Linked DNA regions of Homo sapiens: region 1 is linked to region 2. A link is an interaction called in ENCODE POLR2A ChIA-PET data of the cell type or tissue named here. Cell type or tissue: endothelial cell of umbilical vein. All regions are shown on one strand. Links, peaks and the distances in the headings refer to the core of each region. The heading gives the core; the rest is flanking DNA.

The links. ChIA-PET counts read pairs that join two places held together with the same protein. Peaks named below come from ENCODE experiments on the same cell type or tissue, not always from the same donor. Only the 100,000 strongest peaks of a DNase experiment are listed, where the experiment ranks them.
Region 1: POLR2A ChIA-PET joins it to region 2 with 9 read pairs; 7 of 35 experiments call an interaction of 5 or more read pairs at or near these places.

Annotation. Positions count from the first base shown.
Region 1 is chr7:105,578,560-105,583,932 of GRCh38, reverse strand. It overlaps EFCAB10 (EF-hand calcium binding domain 10), which reads left to right and starts at 2,440. Exons shown (of 5, transcript NM_001355526.2): 1 at 2,440-2,575. The coding sequence starts at 2,470. It also overlaps the pseudogene YBX1P2. RefSeq lists enhancers at 2,025-2,535, 2,536-3,048. In endothelial cell of umbilical vein, for the core only: no CTCF peak of the experiment used is centred there; a DNase peak (open chromatin) is centred at 2,442; H3K4me3 peaks cover 583 bases.
Region 2 is chr7:105,636,760-105,642,132 of GRCh38, reverse strand. It overlaps ATXN7L1 (ataxin 7 like 1), which reads left to right. Exons shown (of 12, transcript NM_020725.2): 6 at 2,564-2,646; 7 at 3,524-3,780. Among named protein-coding and RNA genes, the nearest start is that of EFCAB10, 58 kb to the right of the region's middle. RefSeq lists enhancers at 142-1,109, 2,616-3,277. In endothelial cell of umbilical vein, for the core only: no CTCF peak of the experiment used is centred there; no DNase peak of the experiment used is centred there.

The DNA.
Region 1 (5,373 bases), core at 193-5,192, 58 kb after region 2:
CAAGAGTATTGACTGGGGAAGTGATAAATGTCCATGAAATCTTCACAATTTATATTCTGCCATGGCTTCAGCCGGTCCCTCCGTTTGGGGTGCCTGACTTCCTGCAACAGACAGGAGTTCCAGACCAGCCTGGCCAAGATGGTGAAACCCCATCTCTACTAAAAAATACAAAAAAAATTAGGGTGTAGTGGTGCCTGCCTGTAATCCCAGCTACTTGGGAGGCTGAGGCAGGAGAATCTCTTGAACCTGGGAGGTGGAGGTTGCAGTGAGCCAAGGTCACGCCATTGTACTCCAGCCTGGGCGACAAGAGCGAAAATCCGTCTCTAAATAAATAAATAAATATGTCAGGTGGTCTCCATCTCATAAAACCAGCTCCAGCAAACAGGGGTTGAAGCTCAGGATCCAGGCTGCTCTGTGGCCCACAACCCAGTCGAGCCAACAGGCCAAGACCTTCCTGACTGGTGGCCAGCGCCATGCCTGCAGGCCGCTCACACCAGAGATGCCACTTAGAACTCTCCACTGGGGAGTTCGATCGGTAGCGGGAGCGGAGAGCGGACCCCGGAGAGCGGACCCCAGAGAACCCTGAGCAGCCCCGCCGCTGCCGGCCTAGTTACCGTCATACCACGGGAGGAGCCGCAGCTGCCGCAGCCGGCCCCAGTCTCCATCACCGCAACCAATGAGCAGCAAGGCCGAGACCCAGCAGCCACCCGCCGCCCCCGCCTTTCCCCCCACCGCCCCCCTCCCGTCCCCCCGCCGCCCCCGCCCTCAGCGCCGCCGACACCAAGCCCGGCACTACGGGCAGCTGCGCAGGGAGCGGTGGTCCGGGCGGCCTCACATCGGCGGCGCCTGCCAGCGTGGACAAGAAGGTCATCGCAGTGAAGGTTTTGGGAACAGTAAAATGGTTCAATGTAAGGAACGGATATGGTTTCATCAACAGGAATGACACCAAGGAAGATGTATTTGTACACCAGACTGCCATAAAGAATAACCCCAGGAAGTACCTTCGCAGTGTAGGAGATGAAGAGACTGTGGAGTTTGATGTTGTTGAAGGAGAAGAGGGTGCGGAGGCAGCAAATGTTACAGATCCTGGTGGTGTTCGAGTTCAAGGCGGTAAATATGCAGCAGATCGTAACCATTATAGACGCTATCCACGTCATAGGGGTCCTCCACGCAATTACCAGCAAAATTACCAGAACAGTGAGAGTGGGGAAAAGACCGAGGGATCGGAGAATGCTCCCGAAGGCCAGGCCCAACAATGCCGGCCCTACCGCAGGCAAAGGTTCCCACCTTACTACATGCGGAGACCCTATGGGTGTCGACCACAGTATTCCAGCCCTCCTGTGCAGGGAGAAGTGATGGAGGGTGCTGACAACCAGGGTGCAGGAGAACAAGGTAGACCAGTGAGGCAGAATATGTATCGGGGATATAGACCACGATTCCGCAGGGGCCCTCCTTGCCAAAGACAGCCTAGAGAGTACGGCAATGAAGAAGATAAAATCAAGGAGATGAGACCCAGGGTCAGCAGCCACCTCAACGTCGGTACCGCAGCAACTTCAATTACCAACGCAGATGCCCAGAAAACCCTAAATCACAAGATGGCAAAGAGACAAAATCAGCCAATCCACCAGCTGAGAATTCGTCTGCTCCCGAGGCTGAGCAGGGCGGGGCTGAGTAAATGCCGGCTTACCATCTCTACCATCATCCGGTTTAGTCATCCAACAAGAAGAAATATGAAATTCCAGCAATAAGAAATGAACAAAAGATTGGAGCTGAAGACCTTAAGTGCTTGCTTTTTGCCCGTTGACCAGATAAATAGAACTATCTGCATTATCTATGCAGCATGGGGTTTTTATTATTTTTACCTAAATATGTCTCTTTTTGGTAATAACAAACGTGTTTTTTTTAAAAAGCCTTGTTTTTCTCAATACGCCTTTAAAGGTTTTTAAATTGTTTCATATCTGGTCAAGATGAGATTTTTAAGCACTTTATTTTTAATTTGTAATAAAAGTTTACAACTTGATTTTTTCAAAAAAGTCAACAAACTGCAAGCACCTGTTAATAAAGGTCTTAAATAATAATAATAAAAAGAACTCTCCACTGGGCACCCTCAAAATTGCACAAGTTCCTTCTGTTATTAGTTCATGCTGAGTTGTGATGCCAGCACTTCAAGCCTTGTTAATCATTGGATCAACAAGTACCGAGCTAGGTGCTAGAGAGAGATGGAAAAAGGCACCTGGGCCCAGCCCTAAGCCTGGATCGCGGACAGTGACGTTGGTCCACACCTCACCTGCCCTCTCTGCCCTGCTACATGCCCCAGGCTTGCCCTGAACCGTGAGCTCTAGAAATTCCAGGTCCGGGTCGCAGCCACAGGGCAGTCAGGCGTGTCACGTGACCGCGCCGGGTAGAGGGAGACAGAGTCGCACGGCTGAGACGCCAGGCAGTCGCCTAGCAACAGCGGGACGCGGAGCGATGGAGACCAGCAGCAGGGAGCTCCAAGCCGCGGAGTATTTGGAAAAGCATCAGATCAAGGAGGTGGTTAGCTACCTCACCAGCGCCCTCCTTTTCTTTCGGCCGGGTAAGGGCCCCCATGCCCCGGTACAGCCATACCTCCATGTGGGGTTCGCTTCCCACACGAAACCCCCCTCTTACACATTCGCTTTCCACTGCCTCCCAGCCACGTGAGCCCTTCTGCTGTTGATTAACTCTGCGGCCTTCAATAAAAGTCCCTCAGGCTGCAGTACAATGGCGTGATCTCATTTCACTACAACCTCCACCTCCTGGTGGCGATTCTCAGGGGCGATTCTCCTGCCTCAGCCTCCTGAGTGGCTGAGATTACAGGCGCCCGCCACCATGCATGGCTAATTTTTGTATTTTTAGTAGCGACAGGGTTTCGTCATGTTGGTCAGGCTGGTCTCGAACTCCTGACCTCAGGTGATCTGCACGCCTCGGCGCCTCAAAGTGCTGGGATTGTAGGCGTGAGCCACCGCGCACGGCCAAAGTTTTTAATCTGGCAACTAAACAATTGATAGGGTAGGATAGAAGATGTTCTAGAGGGGATCGCTTTTCCTGACTTTTTTTACACATCTGAACCCCCTACAAAATTTGAATCGTTTTGTAATTTGGGAGTGGTGTGTCATTTAAAAGTTATATTTAGGTGAAAATGGTTTTATGTCCTCCCCAGGGTGCAGAATTGTAATTTGCCGACCTCCATATGGAGCGTCCGAAATGCCAAAATTGTCCATTTGCTTCTGTGTAAGGAAGTGGAAATACCAAACATTCCAATTTTGCCAAAAAACACCCAACCAATATCATGTATAGGAGACAGAGTTCTTGCTAGTTGTTTTAAAGTATTAAAACAAATATTAGAAAGAAAAAAAAAGGCCGGGCACGAGATGGCGCCACTGCAGCCTGGGCGACAAAGCGAGATCCTATCTCAAAAATAAAAATAAAAATAAAAAATAGGCCAGGAGCAGTGGCTCAGGCCTGTAATCCCAGTACTTTGGGAGGCCGAAGCGGGTGGATCACTTGAGTTCAGGAGTTTGAGACCAGCCTGGCCAACATGGTGAAACCTCGTGTCTGCTACAAATACAAAAAATTAGCCGGGTGTGGTAGCGCATGCCTGTAATCCCAGCTATTCGTGAAGCTCCTTGGGGGCGGTGACTCACGCCTATAATACCAACGCTCTGGGAGGCTGTGGTGGGCAGATCACTTGACTTCAGGAGTTCATAGACCAGCCTGGGCAACATGGCAAAACCCCATCTCTATTAAAAATAAAAAAACTTAGCTGCACGTGGTGGTGCGTGCCTATAATCCCAGCTACTCAAGAGGCTGATGTGGGAGGATCACGTGAACCTGGGAGGCGGAGGTTGCATTGAGCGGAGATTGCTACTCAAGCCAGGTGACAGAGTAAAACACCTTCTCAAAAAAAAAACTAAAAATAAAGACAAATGTTAATTTTCTTCATCATAACAAGGGATATATTATGTTACATTCGTTATATAAAATATTTGTCAACATTTATTTTTAAATTTCATTTTTATTGAAGTGGATGTATGGGGTTTAAAAATTGAAAAGTACTCCAAAGCTTATAATAACAGCATTCCTGTTGCTATCCCCAGCTTCTGCACAGAATAATTTCAACTCTTTTAGCAATATTCTTTGCTATTTATCTTGAGATTTCTAAATAACAGGCCTATATTGCTGCTGCTTAATGTTTTTCCCTCTAGGTTAGATACTAGCTTTATGCTGTGGAAGATGAAAATGCGCCTTTCTTAAACACACACCTCATACACCTGTTCCCACTCACACCCATCTTCCAGATAAATTTAGATCACAATTTTGATATCCTCAGTATTCAGAATTTTTAATATTGTTAGGCAAGTATCTATAATCCTTATAGTATGCTGATTATATTTCCCTTGTTGTTTTCCCTGGTTAATAATATATTTACATTTTTGGCTTAAATTTGTGTGATCATCACTAATTCATCCATACCCTCTTTTGCCACAGTACAGCTGTCCTCTCATTACATTTGCATTCATTGGGTAATTACCCCCACCACCACCACCCAAACCCCGTACCCCCAGCTGTGTGTCTTCCTGCTCCAGTCTGGACTGATAGCTACACAGTGGTTATTCACGGCTTCCCCTCACTCTGATCCTAAGACGACTCCTCGCCTTTCTAGTGTTCAGAGCCTGTTTTATGGCACAGCCAGTAATCCCTCATTCTTGCTTTACCGCTTTCTTCTGGTGGAGCATATCCTTTAGTGGCTTCCTGAGAGAGCGTGCTTTGAGGGGTAAAGATTTTGGGAACACACGTATATAAAAATGTGAGTTCCTACATTCAAAACTTTTTAATAGAGTGGAGGCTGTGCACGGAGGCTCACACCTCCCAACACTTTGAGAGGCCAAGGCGGGTGGATCACTTGAGGTCAAGAGCTAGAGACCAGCCTGGCCAACATGGTGAAACCCCATCTCTACTAAAAATACAAAAATTAGCCAGGCATGGTGGCATGTGCCTCTAGTCCCAGCTACTAGGGAGACTCTGGCAGGAGAATCACTTGAACCTGGGAAGTAGAGGTTACAGTGAGCTGAGATTTCACTGTTGCACTCCAGCCTGAGCAACAGAGTGAGACTCTGTCTCATAAAATAAAATAAGAGTGGACACAATTTTAACTTGGAACATATTGCCCTCAGAATTTTTAAGGCATTGCCCCATTGTCTTCTAATTTCTCATGTTGCTCTGAAGAATTCTGATGTCATATGTCATCAGATACTTGATCTGGCTATGAGGCAAGTTTATTCTTTCCAGAAACTTTTTAGGATTGTCTTTTTATCTTATCCCTGGTGTCCTAAATATATGCCTTGGAATGGT
Region 2 (5,373 bases), core at 50-5,049:
GATCGATCTGCTGTAGAACTAAACGTGGCAGTTTTTACTTTCTCCAAAAGACCAGGAGAAGCTATAAACTTCATAACTTCTTCTTACATCATGGGCACTCCCTGATGGTGGCCAGAGAAAGTAAAATACAGTGACAGCCACCCTGTGACAGAGAAACTGTCCTCGGGTTAAGCTTGATTTTTAAGCACCCAAGGAATTGTGGGTAATTTTTATTGTCTACTCTGTATTTGTCTGTAGTTCTAGTTTCTCTATCTTTCATCTGTAACTCTTTTTAAAATTATGTCTGAAAAATCCCTCAAGCCCAAAGCATTCGGATAAAGCAGGCATTGTACCTTGCACATCTCTGCCTGCGCTGCTCACCCACTGTCAAGAAAGAAAGGTAGAGCCTGGTGCTCTCCCTAAGCACTGTGGGCCTCACAGTTCGGGCGGGAGCCCCCAGCACCTGGCTCTTCCTGCATGGAAAGCTTGGTTTCACTCTTCAGAGGTGGTGGCAACATCCCCAGAAAACCGGTAGGCGTGGGCACAGTGGCTGGAGGCCGAGGGCTCCTCGCCATAGCAGAAGCACGGCCGTGGCTTCCAGCCTGTAACCCCATCTGAAGTTGTCTGGGGATTTTTTTGCCGCACATTGTTTTTGCATTTTGTGGGTTGTCTTGTTTCGTCGGGTCTTTTGCTTGTTTCTGCCTCACTTTCACATTTGGCAGCCAGCTCCTACCCTCAGCCAACAGCCTGCTCAGCTCCAGGTCGACATGAGGCGCTGGTGTGGGACCAGGCACAGGCCTGACTCTGACAGACCCAAAAAAAAAACACCACACCAGGCAGCCTGGCCAGAGAGGGCTCCGAGCAAACCAGCATCTCCAGGCCTAGCAGGTTTTTTTTCTAAGTGAAGCTAAAAAAAAAAAAAAAAAAAAAAAAAAAAAAGAGAGAGAGAGAGAGAGAGAAAAGGCAGACAAAAAGCAAAAAAAGGGGGGAGGCATTTTGGTAACCAGCCAGGGAATCTGTCTTGGGTATAGAGTAGTTTTCTTGTGCATATCATCAGTAACACCATTGCAACCTCCCCATGACCCTCAAAGCTTTTGAAAATAGAATACATTCATTTATTATGGTATAATCTGAGCATTGTTATATGCTCGGAGTTTACTCCACCAATTTCAGACAGTTTTCCAGCTAGGAACCTTTTTTGAGTTTGCAGCCATTCAAGGGTCTTAAGGAGATACCACCAATTTCTGTACACCCTCTACCACCAGCAACACTGCTGCCAGTCTACCCACATGCCCAGAGGGCTGTGTCATTCCTGCTCTGCAGGACTTATGTGTTTGCTCGGTGCCTTCCAGAAACGGCACAGGCCATCCAAGAGGTGGAATTTTAAAGCCCAAAAGATCCTTAAGAGATCACCTACCCTGGGCAATATAGTGAGACCCTGTATCTACAAAAAATAACAAAATCAGGCAGGTGTGGTGGTGCATGCCTCTAGTTCCAGCTACTCAGGAGGTTGAGGCTTGAGCCCAGGAGGTCGAGGCTGCAGTGAGCCTTGTGATCCCACCACTGCACTTCAGCCTGGGTAACGGAGCGAGACCCTGTCTCAAAAAATAAAAATGAAAAAAAGAGATCACCTCACATCCCCTCATTTTTAAGGTGAGGACAGCATGATTGTCTTCCTGGCAGGGGTGAAGGACCCAAGATGGGTATAGAAAGAGCAGGCTCCTTAGAAGTAACCTCCGCACAAGCTGTCCACAGTCAACTGGAAGGCAGGAGCTGGGGAAGCCTGGCCTCTCCGCACAGACATCCTTCATCCTGGTGGGGCAGCCTGCCCCGTTTTATTCCCACGTGAAGCATCAGACCCAGGGCAGTGGGGGCGGGGAGCAGCTGTGAGATTAGCAGGCCCCTGCCCTCTCTGCACCTTCAAGTTCAGCCTTCTCCCCTGCCCCTGCCTGTAACACTGCTAGAGTGCCCCTCAATCAGGTAAATGGTGTTTGTGGTCAGCAAGGCTGTGTGCAAAGCCTGCGCCGAGAGCTTTGTCAAGCATGAGAGAGGCAGGTCACTCTGACATGTCAAGGAGTAATCTCCCATTTACATGGCTAAAACTAGCAGGAAGGCAGGAGCTGGAGTCAGGGTGTCTGTACTCTTGGAGCAGCCCAGGAAAGGGGTCGTTGGGTCTCAGGTGGCTCTCCCTGGTCTGCAGCCAGCTATGCCCAAATGCCAAGGACCTGTGGAACCATTGCAAGTAAAATAAAGCGTTAAGAGCATTAAGAGCAGCACGGCTCCTCTCCTTCCCTTCGGTGCCTGCTCCCGCCCTATTCCCCGAGCCTTGTGCTGCGTTCGGCGGTGCTGCCGAAGCTAGACTTGGGAACTCTGGGTTCAGAGGGGAGCACCATTTTCCCCGAGCGGTTCTGGAAGACTTTTAGCAGCTGGTTGAGAAAACAAAACACAAAAAAACAAAAAACAGATTGCCTGACAATGTCTCACTTGTTGGTGCAAATGTGCATTTTTTAAAAAATGTAGTCTTAATGCCAAATCCTATTTAGTCTCCTTTTTTCTTATATTTTTTGTTTGTTTCTTAAACCAGAGAGAGAATTTGACCCAAATAAACACTGTGGAGTATTGGATCCCGAGACAAAGAAACCTTGCACAAGATCCCTCACCTGCAAGGTATTTCTCTTTCCATAAAAAATACTTCCTGCTCTCGCTGGGGCCTTTGTCGAAATGTTTGCATGCCACTCTCTGCACACGGCAGGGTGTGGAACCTCGACATGACCCCCAGCTGTTCTTTGTAAGGGAAATGCTTTCTTCTCGTCCATGGTAGCAGAGTGCCTGCCTCAAGCTGGCTGGCTTTTTAAGAAGGAGAAAAAAAAAAAAAAAAAAACTAGGCTTCCCCTGTTACTTGTGAGGCCAGACAGTAAATTGTATTTATAGGCACTCACAGGCGGTTCTAAAGCCTGCTACGTTTTAATGTATGCAGGAGCAGCGGCAGCGGCGGCGGCGGCGGCGGCAGCGCCCTGAAAGGCAGCCCTGGAGGGGAGGATGATATGCCGCGCCCCTGATCCAGCCACACCGGGGTGGCCAGGGGAACAGCTGACCCAAGGCGGCCGCCATTGGGTCGCCCAAAGCCCTGTATTTCATGCTGAACTGCTAGTGCTTCTTGGGATCAAGGCGATGGCCCTCTCTGCTTGGTGGCTCTGTTTGTCTGGGCCGAATCGAGCCTCCCACCTGCACCTGGATTAACTCTAGCATTCCCTCGCAGTTGCCTTTCATCAGAGAGGTTTTCATGGGTTCTGCGCTGAAGCTCGTCATCCTATGCCATTTTTTGGAGGAAGCTTTGGCTTCTTAACACCAGGAGTGTAGGGCATGGTTGCGTTCGTGTGGTCTCTGCCTCTTCCTAGCCACAGAACAGGAGCTGTTGCCTTGAAGTTGACTTTTCAAGCACCTCTAAATTTCCATGAATTGCTATTTCTGAAATGGAGGGCCTGGGGAAGCAGGTTTATGTGCTGATCAAAGAGGCTGTGCTTTTCATTTCTCTTCTCCTTAGACACATTCGCTAAGCCATCGGAGGGCAGTCCCAGGCCGGAAAAAGCAATTTGACCTCCTCCTGGCAGAACACAAAGCAAAGTCCCGGGAAAAAGAAGTTAAAGATAAAGAGCATCTCCTGACTTCCACGAGGGAAATACTTCCAAGCCAATCCGGGCCGGCACAGGATTCTCTGCTAGGGTCTTCAGGGAGCTCTGGGCCAGAACCAAAAGTTGCATCCCCTGCAAAATCCAGACCACCCAACTCTGTACTTCCTAGGTAAGTACCACCTTGACGATAGAAGCCCTGAATGCTTGGTCAAGTGACTAGCTTGCTGGGTCTGTGGCATGTGGTCTGATTATATGTTAAATGGAAATCATAATAGTACTACTTCCTAAGGCAAGTAGTAAAGTTTAAATGAGATAATGTACATAAGAGGCCCAGCCCAGTGCTTGCCACATAGTGTTCAACAGATTTTACTGCTGTCATCATTATTATCATCACTGTCATCATCATTGTCAGCAGCAGCGGACTTCATGGCAGACAAGCAGATCTTATATCAGACAGTGTGTGTTTTTACACAGCAAGAGTAAGCTGGAAATAAATACCTGAAACTGTGACACATCAGCCGCCAGGTGACTTCCTGGCTGCCTGGGCTTTTATATTAGTTGACGATTCCTGGAGCGGAGTAGGGAAACCCAGGTGAATAGGTCGTTAGCACCTCTTAGACGCTCACTGCACCATGCTAGTCCAGTTGCCACGATATTTGTTTTGCACGCTCTCCTATCATCAGGATGAAAGGGGAAATTGGCATAGCAGAGGTTGTTTGTCCTTACATGTCTCTCCACACCAGGAAAGCTACTCTTCTGGGCCACCTGTTTGGGGTTCTATGTGGTTGTCCTGGACAGAAATGAAAAAATAGAAAACAGAATTAACACTCATTTGGATTAAAAGTAATTTAAAATCCATGCATGTCCATTTTGATGGGCAGAAGCTCAATTCCCAAATAATGCGACAGAGAACCACTTATTCAAAAATATTTATTGAGTGCTCGCTCCATAAGCAAGATTCCATGTTAGGTACTCTCAGGCAGGGGTACAGAGATTAATGAAGCTAGACCCCGCTTTTCAGGAATTTAGAGTTTAAAAGAATGAGGTACAAGTATCCATAATTTTTATAAAAAGGAAACATTAATAATACTCAGTGAGAAGTGCAGATAACGGTATTATCTGATGTTTTTTATGCATACAGTGTGAATCTCAACGGGTAGCAAATAGGCTTTAAGAGGACATAGTCGTAAAAGAAGGGGAGGGAGTTGATTTTTAAAGCAAAAACAAATATTTGATAGCAGTGGCTCCTGATCTGCCAGGCTCTCACCCTGATGCCTTCCATGTTGGTGCAAGCCTGACCTAGTTTGACAGCCAGAGTCCCTCTGTCATTATGGCCGAGCTCAGCCTCAGGCATTCAGGAGGACGCGGTCAGATGGAATTGCCATCCCCAACACTTCCATCATGCTCACCATCGTGGCGTTACTGTCACCGTTGACATGCTACTTTCCTGGCCACCCCTCACTTTGCAAGATCATTTTATAATGACTTCTCACTGTCATGTGGGGTGTTGGTTAGGGATATTACCCTTGTTTTAGAGTTGAGGCAACAATTCCGTTCCAAACTTCTGGAAGGGGCTTCAATTGTATATACAGCGACTTTTAAACTTCTTTGTAGCTATCGAACATTTTCATTCCAGCACAACCTTATTATGGGTACCTGATAGGAAAGTAGACTTGCCTCCACCTGAAGCCGGCTAAGCTCACACATGTACCCAGAGCCATTGTCCCCCACACCCTCTCAAGGATATCCTTGGGTTCCCCAA